Linked DNA regions of Homo sapiens: region 1 is linked to region 2. A link is an interaction called in ENCODE POLR2A ChIA-PET data of the cell type or tissue named here. Cell type or tissue: HepG2. All regions are shown on one strand. Each heading gives the region's core, and the rest is flanking DNA. Links, peaks and the distances in the headings are about the cores only.

What was found. Peaks named below come from ENCODE experiments on the same cell type or tissue, not always from the same donor. Only the 100,000 strongest peaks of a DNase experiment are listed, where the experiment ranks them.
Region 1: POLR2A ChIA-PET joins it to region 2 with 5 read pairs; 3 of 35 experiments call an interaction of 5 or more read pairs at or near these places.

The regions. Positions count from the first base shown.
Region 1 is chr14:31,174,754-31,180,137 of GRCh38, reverse strand. HECTD1 (HECT domain E3 ubiquitin protein ligase 1) reads left to right here. Exons shown (of 43, transcript NM_015382.4): 3 at 1,884-2,118; 4 at 5,000-5,227. Among named protein-coding and RNA genes, the nearest start is that of HECTD1, 30 kb to the left of the region's middle. In HepG2, for the core only: no CTCF peak of the experiment used is centred there; no DNase peak of the experiment used is centred there.
Region 2 is chr14:31,089,391-31,094,774 of GRCh38, reverse strand. AP4S1 (adaptor related protein complex 4 subunit sigma 1) reads right to left here. Exons shown (of 6, transcript NM_001128126.3): 6 at 1-1,868. The coding sequence ends at 1,740. Among named protein-coding and RNA genes, the nearest start is that of STRN3, 66 kb to the right of the region's middle. In HepG2, for the core only: no CTCF peak of the experiment used is centred there; DNase peaks (open chromatin) are centred at 3,144 and 3,794; H3K4me3 peaks cover 785 bases.

The DNA.
Region 1 (5,384 bases), core at 98-5,097, 85 kb before region 2:
GGCATGATCTCAGCTCACTGCAACCTCCACCTCCCAGGTTCAAGCAATTCTCCTGCCTTAGCCTCCTGAGTAGCTGGGATTACAGGTGCTTGCCACTATACCCGGCTAATTATTTTGTATTTTTAGTAGAGACGGGATTTCATCATGTTGGCCAGGCTGGTCTTGAACTCCTGACCTCAGGTGATCCACCTGCCTCAGCCTCCCAAAGTGCAAGGATTACAGGCGTGAGCCACCGGGCCTGGCCTCATACAGATATTTCTTAAAGGCTACTAAAGGTATGGGAAGTACTCATTTGCATACACTAAGAATAGGAAGATAAATTATTCCATTAAAATGTTGAGGGTATTACCCTTTGTGTTGTCTGTAGCTGTAGTTTAGTCTGTCTAGAGAAACTAGAATAATGTATTTGATGTCACATAGCTGAGATTTCTACTAAATGTAAATTATGATCTTTTCATATTTTAAGTGTTGATAAAATATAGGGAGTATTAATGATATCTCAAAAATTCTGTTTTTGATGGAACTATCTTGGACAGGTTTGTGTAATAAGCATTAGACTGTTAAAGGGAGAGGATGGGGGCTAAAGTTTAGTTTAATATGCTAGGCACTGAGCTGTTTTTAATGTGTATGATTTCATTTAATCTTCATAACCATATAAAGTATTATTATTTATTTTATTTTGTTTTATTTTATTTTATTTTATTTTATGTATTTATTTTGAGATGTAGTCTTGCTCTGTCACCCAGGCTGGAGTGCAGTGGCGCAATATCAGCTCACTTCAACCTCCCTGTCCTGGGCTTGAGTGATTTTCCTGCCTCAGCCTCCCAAGTAGCTGGGACTACAGGCATGTGCCACCATGCCCAGCTAATTTTTGTATTTTTAGTAGAGACGGGGTTTTACTGTGTTGGCCAGTCTGTTCTTGAACTCCTGACCTCAAGTGATCTGCCTGCCTCGGCCTCCCAAAGTGCAAGGATTACAGGCATGAGCCACTGTGCCTGACCTAAAGTAGGTGTTATTTAGCTATTACTTATGCTTTATAAGTAAGGAAACAGACGCAGAAAAGTCACACAGTTGCTGTTCTTTTTTTCACCCCAGTCTTTTAGACCCCAAATCAGTGCTTCTTTCTGAAAAATATGAATTGAGCAGTGTTCCTGGCCTTCTGGGATTTTAAGTGAATAAGGAAATAAAGTGATACATTAAACAGTGTATGTGCTGCTTTTATGAGGGTTAAGGAACATGAAAGTACCACTTAAGTATTTGGGAGCTTAAGGAGGGTTTCATAGAGCAGTTCATGTTTGAGGTGAGCGCTGAATTTTTTTTTTTTTTTTTTCTTTGAAACAGAGTTTGTTTTGCTCTCGTTGCCCAGGCTGGAGTACAGTGGCGTAATCTCGGCTCACTGCAACCTCCATCTCCCGGAAGGGATTCTCCTGCCTCAGCCTCCTGAGTAGCTGGGACTACAGGTGCCTGTCACCACGCCCGGCTGATTTTTTGCATTTTTAGTACAGATGAGGTTTCGCCATGTTGGGCAGGCTGGTCTTGAACTCCTGACCTCAGGTGATCTGCCCGCCTCGGCCTCCCAAAGTGCTGGGATTATAGGCATGGGCCACCATGCCTGGCCATTTTTTTTTTTTTTAAACATGCTTTCAAGTTAATGCTGCTGTTTTAAACCATTTACACCTTGGTATTCTCAGCAGCGATGAAATTAGCATGTGAGTATTGTTATGGAAGCAAAAACAATGTGAGAAATATTACCTAATAAACATTCAGACACAGTATTGAGCACAGTGTGTTACATTATAACTTTTTATTTTCTATTATTTTGTTAATATTTTGCTGTTAAGAATTTAATAACCCTAGATGTAATATGATTTCTTTCACTACAGATGTCCTCCTCGCACTTTCTTACCAGCCCTTTGCAAAATTTTTCTTGATGAAAGTGCTCCAGACAATGTATTAGAGGTGACAGCCCGTGCCATAACATACTACCTGGATGTATCTGCGGAATGTACCCGAAGGATTGTTGGGGTAGATGGAGCTATAAAAGCACTTTGTAATCGTTTGGTTGTAGTTGAACTTAACAACAGGACTAGCAGAGACTTAGCCGAACAGTGTGTAAAGGTAAGTATTACTTATTGGCTCATTACTTATTTTTCTCAGACCTCTCAGGGATGAGTATTGGCTCATTTAAACATCACTTAGAGACTGAAAAATGTATTTACTAAAAAAAAAAAATTTCTAAAAAAAAAAATTCTTCCTATCTTCAGTCTTACTTTATTGAGAGTAGTTGAGAACAGTGGAAATCACAACACTTGTGGCACCAAAGGAGGTTCCATGGGACTTGCGAAAAGAAATCTTATCTTAGAAGGAAAACTGTAGGTGATTGCTATGTTATGTGCTGCTTCAGTGCACTTCAGTTCCTGGTAGTCACTTAGAGATAGGTTATCCCTGTTCTTACCCAAATCATTTTGTATTATAATAGTAACAATCACCACCACAACAAACACCACCCACCAGTGCTAGACATTATTCTAAGCACTTTAAGGTATTAACTCATTTAATCTTCACAGCAACCCTATATGGGATAGGTTGGTGCCAGGAATAGTATTATTATTATTATTATTATTATTGTTTTTGAGACAGTTGCTGTGTCTCCCAGGCTGGGGTGTAGTGGCACGATGTTGACTCACTGCAACCTCCACCTCCCAGTTCCAGCGGTTCTCCTGCCTCAGTCTCCCAAGTAGCTGGGACTACAGGTGCCCACCACCACGCCCGGCTAATTTGTTTTGTATTTTTAGTAGAGATGGAGTTTCACTGTGTTGGCCGGGCTGGTCCTGAACTCCTGACCTTGTGATCCCCCTGCCTTGGCCTCCCAAAGTGCTGGGATTGTAGGTGTCAGCCACCACCCCCAGCCGAATATTATCATTTCTCTGTTACAGATGAAAGAAATTCAAGTATGCTGAGGTTAAGGAACATACTTGGGAGTAGTGAGCAGAAGAGTCAAGACTTGAAGTTTAGGAATTTGAAGATTAGGAAGTTTGGTTCTAGGGCCCAGGGATTTAACTATTTTGCTATATTCCCTGTAAAGTAAGCTGTTGTCTTTATGTAACTCTAAAAGCATTAGTGCTAGATCCATACTTTTTTGGAACTATTTGTGGTGAATACATTGAGATTTTACATGATTTTTTTTTTTTTTTTTTTTTTGAGAGATAGTCTTGCTCTGTCTCCCAGGCTGGAGTGCAGTGGTGCAGTCTCAGCTCACTGCAACCTCTGCCTCCTGGGTTCAAGCGGTTCTCCTGCCTTAGCCTCCTGAGTAGGTGGGACTACAGGCGCGTGCCACCATGCGCGGCTAATTTTTTGTATTTTTAGTAGAGATGGGGTTTCACCATGTTGGCCAGGCTGGTCTCGAACTCCTGACCTCAGGTGATCTACCTGCCTCGGCTTCCCAAAGTGCTGCTGGGATTACAGGCTTGAGTCACTGTGACTGGCCCCTGATTCTTTTTTCTTTTCTTGTTTTTTTTTTTTTTTAATGATTTCTGCTTCATTCTTTTTATAATTTTTGCTGCTTTAGGTCAGCAGTTCTCAAATTTTTTGTCTCAGGATCCCCTTACAAGTCTTAAATAATTGAGGATACCCAAAGAGCTTTTGTTCATATAGGTTTTGTCTATTTATTTACCATATTAGATACTGAAACTGATAAATTTAAAGTATTTATTTATCTTAAAATAAATTAATTACATGTTATACATAACAGGTTAATGAAAAATAACCTTTTTAAATAAACAAAGTTAGTGAGAAGACTGGAATTGTTAGGCATTTTTGCAAGTCTCTTAAGAACACTCTGTTTTTACAGTAGACAGCTGGATCCTCCTGTCTGCTTTTGCATTCAGTCTTGTACAGTATCACATCATGCTTAGCTTCTGGAAAATGCTACCCTAGACTCATGAGAATGATAATGAAAAAGACAAATAGTGTTAGAGTATTATTATGAGCTTTTGCTAAATTACTTGTAGTTCTTTACCTTGCCATACAGATGTCACTTTCTAAACCTGCACTGTCCAATATGGTAGCCAAATAAGTCTATTGAACACTTCAAATGTGGCCACTCCAAATAGAGATGCATTATAAGTATAAAGTATACATGCATTTTTAAAGACTATACATAAAAGACTATAATATATATCAGTAATTTTCTATATTGATTTCATGTTGAAATGATGATGCCTGGATATATTGGGTTAAATAAAAAATATTATTATTATTATTTTTTTTTTTTGAGACAGAGTTTCACTCTTGTTGCCCAGGCTGGAGTGCAGTGGCGCGATCTCGGCTCACGACAACCTCCGCCTCCCAGGTTCAAATGATTCTCCTGCCTCAGCCTCCCGAGTAGCTGGGATTAGAGGCATGCGCCACCATGCCCGGCTAATTTGATATTTTTTAGTAGAGACAGGTTTTCTCCATGTTGGTCAGGCTGGTCTTGGACTCCTGACCTCAAGTGATCCACCCGCCTCGGCCTCCCAACGTGTTGGGATTACAGGCGTGAGCCACCATGCCCAGCTGTTACTATTATTTTTTGAGACAGAGTCTCACTCTCTTGCCCAGGATGGGAATGCAATGGGCGATAATGGCTCACTGCAGCCTTGACCTCCTGGGCTCAAGTGATCCTCTCACCTCAACCTCCTGAGTAGCTGGGACTATAGCACATGCCACTACTATGCCTGGCTAATTTTTTGTATGTTTTGTAGACATCAGGTTTTGCCGTGTTGCCCAGGTTAGTCTTGAACTTCTGGGCTCAAGCGAACTGCCAACCTTGGCCTCCCAAAGTGCTGGGATCACAGGTGTGAGCTACCACACCCATCTAAAATGTATTATTAAAATTAATTTCATTTGTTTCACTTTTCTGTTTTTAATGTGTCACTAATAAATTTGGAGAGCGCATTGTTTCTGTGATTCTTGAAAATCAGGCTTGCATTCTTTCGTTACATTTGTTTTACTATTATAGGTATTAGAACTGATATGTACTCGTGAGTCAGGAGCAGTCTTTGAGGCTGGTGGTTTGAATTGTGTGCTTACCTTCATTCGTGACAGTGGACATCTAGTTCATAAAGACACCTTGCACTCTGCTATGGCTGTGGTATCAAGACTCTGTGGCAAAATGGAGCCTCAAGATTCTTCTTTAGAAATTTGTGTAGAATCTCTGTCTAGTTTATTAAAGCATGAAGATCATCAGGTAAATAAGTTGCTGTTACATACTTTCCATTTTCAGAAAGTGATTTTTTTAGTGTTCCCCTGTTTATAATTATGATAGACTGTAATTTGTGCTTTTCACTTGATGAAATCGAGGTAATTCCATCCTCTTTCTCTAATTTTATCTCTGCATGTGGTAA
Region 2 (5,384 bases), core at 154-5,153:
CCAAAGTACTAGGATTACAGGCATGAGCCATCACACCTATTTATTTTTTGTAGAGATATGGTCTTGCTGTGTTGCCCAGGCTGGTCTTGAACTAATGGGCTCAACCAATCCTCCTGGCTTGGCCCCCCAAAATGTTGGGATTACAGGCCTGAGCCACCGCACTCGGACTTTTTTATTTTTGAGACAGGGTTTCACTCTGTCACCCAGGCTGGAGTGCAGTGACACGATCATAGCTCACTGCAGACTCGAACTCCTGGGCTCAAGAAATCTTCTGCCTCAGACTCCCGAGTAGTTGAGACTACAGGTATGTGCCACCACACCCGGCTGATTTTTGCATTTTTTGTAGAGATGAGGTCTATGTTGCCCAGGCTGGTCTTGAATTTCTGGCCTCAAGCGATCCTCCTTCCTCAGCCTCCCAAAGTGCAGGGGTTACAGGTGTGAGGCACTGCACCAGCCCCACATTACAAAGCTTTTAGAGCCAGGCCAGGAAGGTTCAAGGTTGTAGTACAACATGATCATGCTTGTGAAAAGCCACTGCAGTCCAGCCTGGACAACACAGCAAGACCTGCTTCTCTTAAAAACAAACAAACAAAAAACACCTCTTGGCTGGGCATGGTGGCTCATGCTTGTAATCCCAGCACTTTGGGAGGCTGAAGCAGGTGGATCACTTGAGGTCAGGAGTTCAAGAACAGCCTGGCCAACATGGTGAAACCCTATCTCTACTAAAAATACAAAAATTAGCTGGGCTTTACATAAAACCGGGCAGGGCATGGTGGCTCACATCTGTAATCACAGCTCAGTCTCCTGGGGACTACATGCCTGTAGTCGCAGCTACTCAGGAGGCTGAGGCAGGAGAATTGCTTAAACCCAGAGGTGGAGGTTGCAGTGAGCTGAGATCACACCACTGCACTCCAGCTTGGGTGACAGAGCAAGACTCCGTCTTAAAAAACAAAACAAAAAAACAAACAAAAAAACACCTCTTAAAAAGTTAATTTTACTAAGCCTTTTAAAGGAATAAGACAGCCTTCAGAAGTCAGGCACTGTGGCTCATCTGTAATCCCAGCGTTCTGGGAGGCTGAGGCAGGCAGATCACCTGAGGTCAGGAGTTTGAGACAGCCTGGCCAACATGGTGAAACCCTGTCTCTACTAAAAATACAAAAATTAGCCAGGTGTGGTGGTGCATGCCTGTAGTCCCAGCTCGGAGGCTGAGGCAGGAGAATCGCTTGAACCCCGGAAGTGGAGGTTGCAGTGAGCCGAGAATGTGCCAGGTGACACAGCTAGACTAGACTCCGTCTCAAAAAAAAAAAAATAGCTTTCAGAAAACAGCGTTACTCAAAATGCCTTGTGTTTAAATTTTAAAACTTTATTGGCTGACGGAAAACTGCCATACTTTCTTCCCACTACCATCCTGCTATTCCTGAATTCAATTTGCAAAAGAAGCATAGACCAAGAAGGGTTCCTTAGGTGCTCAACAGAATTTAAAGTGCGACAGATATGTTTACAATTAGAAAATAAAACTTCTCTCTCAGTTTAAAGAAATTTTTTTCTTTGTACATATTTTAAAGTACAGTTGTGTTTTCTTTTTAGGAACTGTGGAAAATGCCTATTTATAATGTCTTTGGAAGGATACCCCATTTTGTAATTGTGGTCTTCCAGATTCTTCTGGGTTAACATGTTGAGATGTATTCCACGGTACTCGCATTTCTGATAAATCCATATTGTCTCGAAGAGACTTCCTTTCAGCTTTCTGACATCTTATCAAGAATTAGTAGAGGGGCAAGAATTCTTGCCCTGTTAGTTTCCACAATGCAGCCATTTAACACCATCTCATCCAAAATGATGTGTACTTTATCCAAATTAAACATTATCTACGGTTATATTAAGGAAATTAGTTTAAAGTTAAAAATTATTAACATTCAGTAAAAATTTATGGCTTAACCTAGAGTGTTCCCAGTGTAAATTAGCCTAAGCATGAGGTTTTTTGTACAAAATTTCTGAAATTAAATTTAAAACTGGCATCCATATTAGAAATTGTTACCTTCATATATACATACCTAGTTTCACCTTGGTTAAGCTAACAGGATAAGTAGGGATAAAAATGAAACAGCTACATTTTTTAACCAAAGGGATAGGGGGTCTACTAAGTGCTAGAGAACACAGCAGTGTCATGTGGCAAGAGAATGACCTTAACTCAAAAATAGTGTTGTCTTCCCAGACAATAATAGTAACAGTAGCAACGATTTGTTGAATACTCCCGTTCCAGACAGTGTGTTGAGTTTCAGCCCTCTACAAATCTCTGATGTATGTTGTTACATATTATCCTCAGTTTACCCAGGATCAAACAGGTTCAAAGCATAGTCCAAGGTCACATGGCTAGTAAATGCCAGGTTTGAATTTAAACCCAAAGCTTGGGCTTGACTGCTCTGCTTATAGGCTCCTCAGGAGGGGCTAGACACCTCCCTCCTCAGCCCCCAAACCTCCACCCCAAAATAAATGCCTTGTACCTTCAGTTTTCTTCTCTGTCAGACAGACTGATGTAAAAATAACTATGAGGAGAAAATGAATGAAGAAGGCAGGGCATAATAAAATTTCTGGATTTCAAGACAGTATCTCTTACAAATGGGTAGTTCTAAGAAGTCATTTGAGAATGATGGAGCCACTTTGGCTTACAGGTGTTCTTACTGGGAAGTTAGTATGGGGCATGGGGAAAGAAGAAAATATTGTTAGACTATGATGTCTAGCAAACCACAAAGAACTAAATACTTCCCTCAAGAATCCCTTCAACTGAATACCTAACTTTTCTTTGGTGAAAGAAGGGGAACTGGAATGAGATGATGACAATGAATGTTTCTCAGTTTTACACCTTAATATCTGAAGTTCTCTGTCTACTTAAAGAGCATGATCCTGGTCTGTTACAAAAACAAAAACAGTTGACAGATTGTTTCAAATAAACTTCATTCAACAAATAGGTAATTAAATGCACTAGCGGAGTTCAAAATTAAATCTTTGTAAAGTGAATTGTTCCCTTTGATTTTTTTCAACCAGACCAGATATTCAAAGTCTACACTGTATTTGCTTAGTGAAGTGCAACTACACAGAATAGGACAAATGGTGAATGACTTTAAAGTTTTTATTAGGCTCTGTGTGAATATCTCATTAAGCTCTGTGCAAATAGTCCTCCAGCAGAATAAACTGTTTTCCAAGGACCCATGGGAACTGTCCTTAAGTGACCCAGAAAAAAAAAAAAAAGCGTTATTCTGATATACCTATTAATACTGTCTTTCAATTATACAGATGATTGCTTTGTCCCACGGCCAAACTGGGACTGGAATGTTAGGCCCTTGACTCTAACCTGTTCACTAGACCCAGAAGCCAGAACTTAGGTGAGACAAAGTGGGAATGGCAGCCAGGTATATATAGAAAGGCAGAGCTAAGAAGCACAGGTGGCTACGTGAAAAATGGCCTGGAGAACCTTCCTGTTATATTCACTAAGGGCAATGAAAGCCTTAGTGCCTTTGAAAATGTCGCCTTCTCCAAGATAACTTTCTTTGAGATACAAGGAAATCTAATTTTAACCCATGAATTAGTTCGGGGATCAAGCTGCTCTGTGGACTGCCCCATCTTTGGCAAGCAGATGATCTGCTGTTCAGATGTCCCCTTGAGCAACTGCCCAATTGTTTTGAAATTCAGATCAGAATTTACTGCTAAATCATATAAACCACTGACATCCCCACATTACAAGGAACAAGGACAAGGTCCTCCAGCAAGTCAATTTCCCAACATCCTGGAAACATGAGTTGCTCAGTGAGGTCACTGTATACTGTGGACATGTGACTGTGCCTGTGTATCTGTGTATCTGACTCAAACTCTAATAATCATGCAGCTTTCTGGCACTATATGGGGAAACTACAGACCAAATCCAATGTGAGGCAAAGGCCTGAAAGCTGATTTCCCCCTGGAATCTTGTGACTCTTTTAAAATAAGAATCCAGCTGTTGTTTACATCTTGATTTGGTTTATGAGCAACTTGTACACCCTGGTGAGGCCAAGAGTAATGGCATTTAGGCCATGTGCCAGGTAAGCAGGGACCAAAAAATACCCTATATGCTAAGCCCATGGAATAAACACACTGCAATGGTGACATTTGAAATAGGAGGAAGTAAGAAGGGCCCAGACTGTTGGTATACTAATGTAGTGAGCTCAGAATGGCTATTGAAAGACAGTCTTACCTTCAGGCTATAATGAACTTGACTGACTCTAAAGATCCTCAGGCAACTTGTTTTCTTTCATGGGCTCCCTAAGGTTGAGCTGACATGAGCTAGAAACAATCTCCCAAAGAGCGGAGTTACTGAAGTCCACTTTCTCCCAACCTACAAACCTAAGAGCCTTTCTGAATTTTCACATCATGTGGATTGGAATTGAACATCGTAGGGCTCCTGGAATATTAGTGCCACTTGAAATCAACTTTTTAATTACAGTGATTGAAATGAGGCCGGGCACGGTGGCTCACACCTGTAATCCCAGCACTTTGGGAGGCTGAGGTGGGCAGATTACGTGAGGTCAGGAGATCGAGACCAGCCTGGCCAATATGGTGAAACCCTGTCTCAGCTAAAAATACAATTAGCTGGGCATGGTGGCACACGCCTGTAATCCCAGCTACTCGGGAGGCTAAGGCAGGAGAATCACTTGAACCTCGGAGGCGGAGGTTGCAGAGAGCCAAAACTGTGCCACTGCACTCCAGTCTGGGCAACAGAGTAAGACTCTGTCTCAGAATAAATAAATAAATAAAAATGAAAATAAAAATAAATACAGTGATTGAAATGTTTATGGTCCCAACATTGGAATTTTATCTTTTTTTAGACGCAGCTTCTCTCTGTTGCTCAGGCTAGAGTGGAGTGGGGTGATCTAGGCTCACTGTAACCTCCATCTCCTAGGTTCAAGGAACTCTTGTGCCTCAGCCTCCTGAGTAGCTGGGAGTACAGGCATGTGCCACCACACCCAGCTAGTTTTTTTGTATCTTTAGTAGAGACGAGGTTTTGCCATGTTGGCCAGGCTGGTCTCTATAACTCCTGACCTCAAGTGATCTGCCTGCCTCAGCCTCCCAAAGTTCTGGGATTACAGGCGTGAGCCACCACGCCTGGCCCCAACATTGGAATTTTGATCTCTGGAAAATAAAACACTTTTCCATCATGAGTATTTTAACACCATAGTGGCAATCAAATTATCCTTTAACAAGTGAGAAACTGAGCAGCACAGACTCAAATGGAACCTCAAAAGGAATTCCACGGCAGAGACCAACCTAGAAACTACAATTTCTAACTCTAGATTTGGGTCTCAGATCCCTTGGTTTCTCATTTTATTTCTTTTTTTAAAAAATATTCTAGC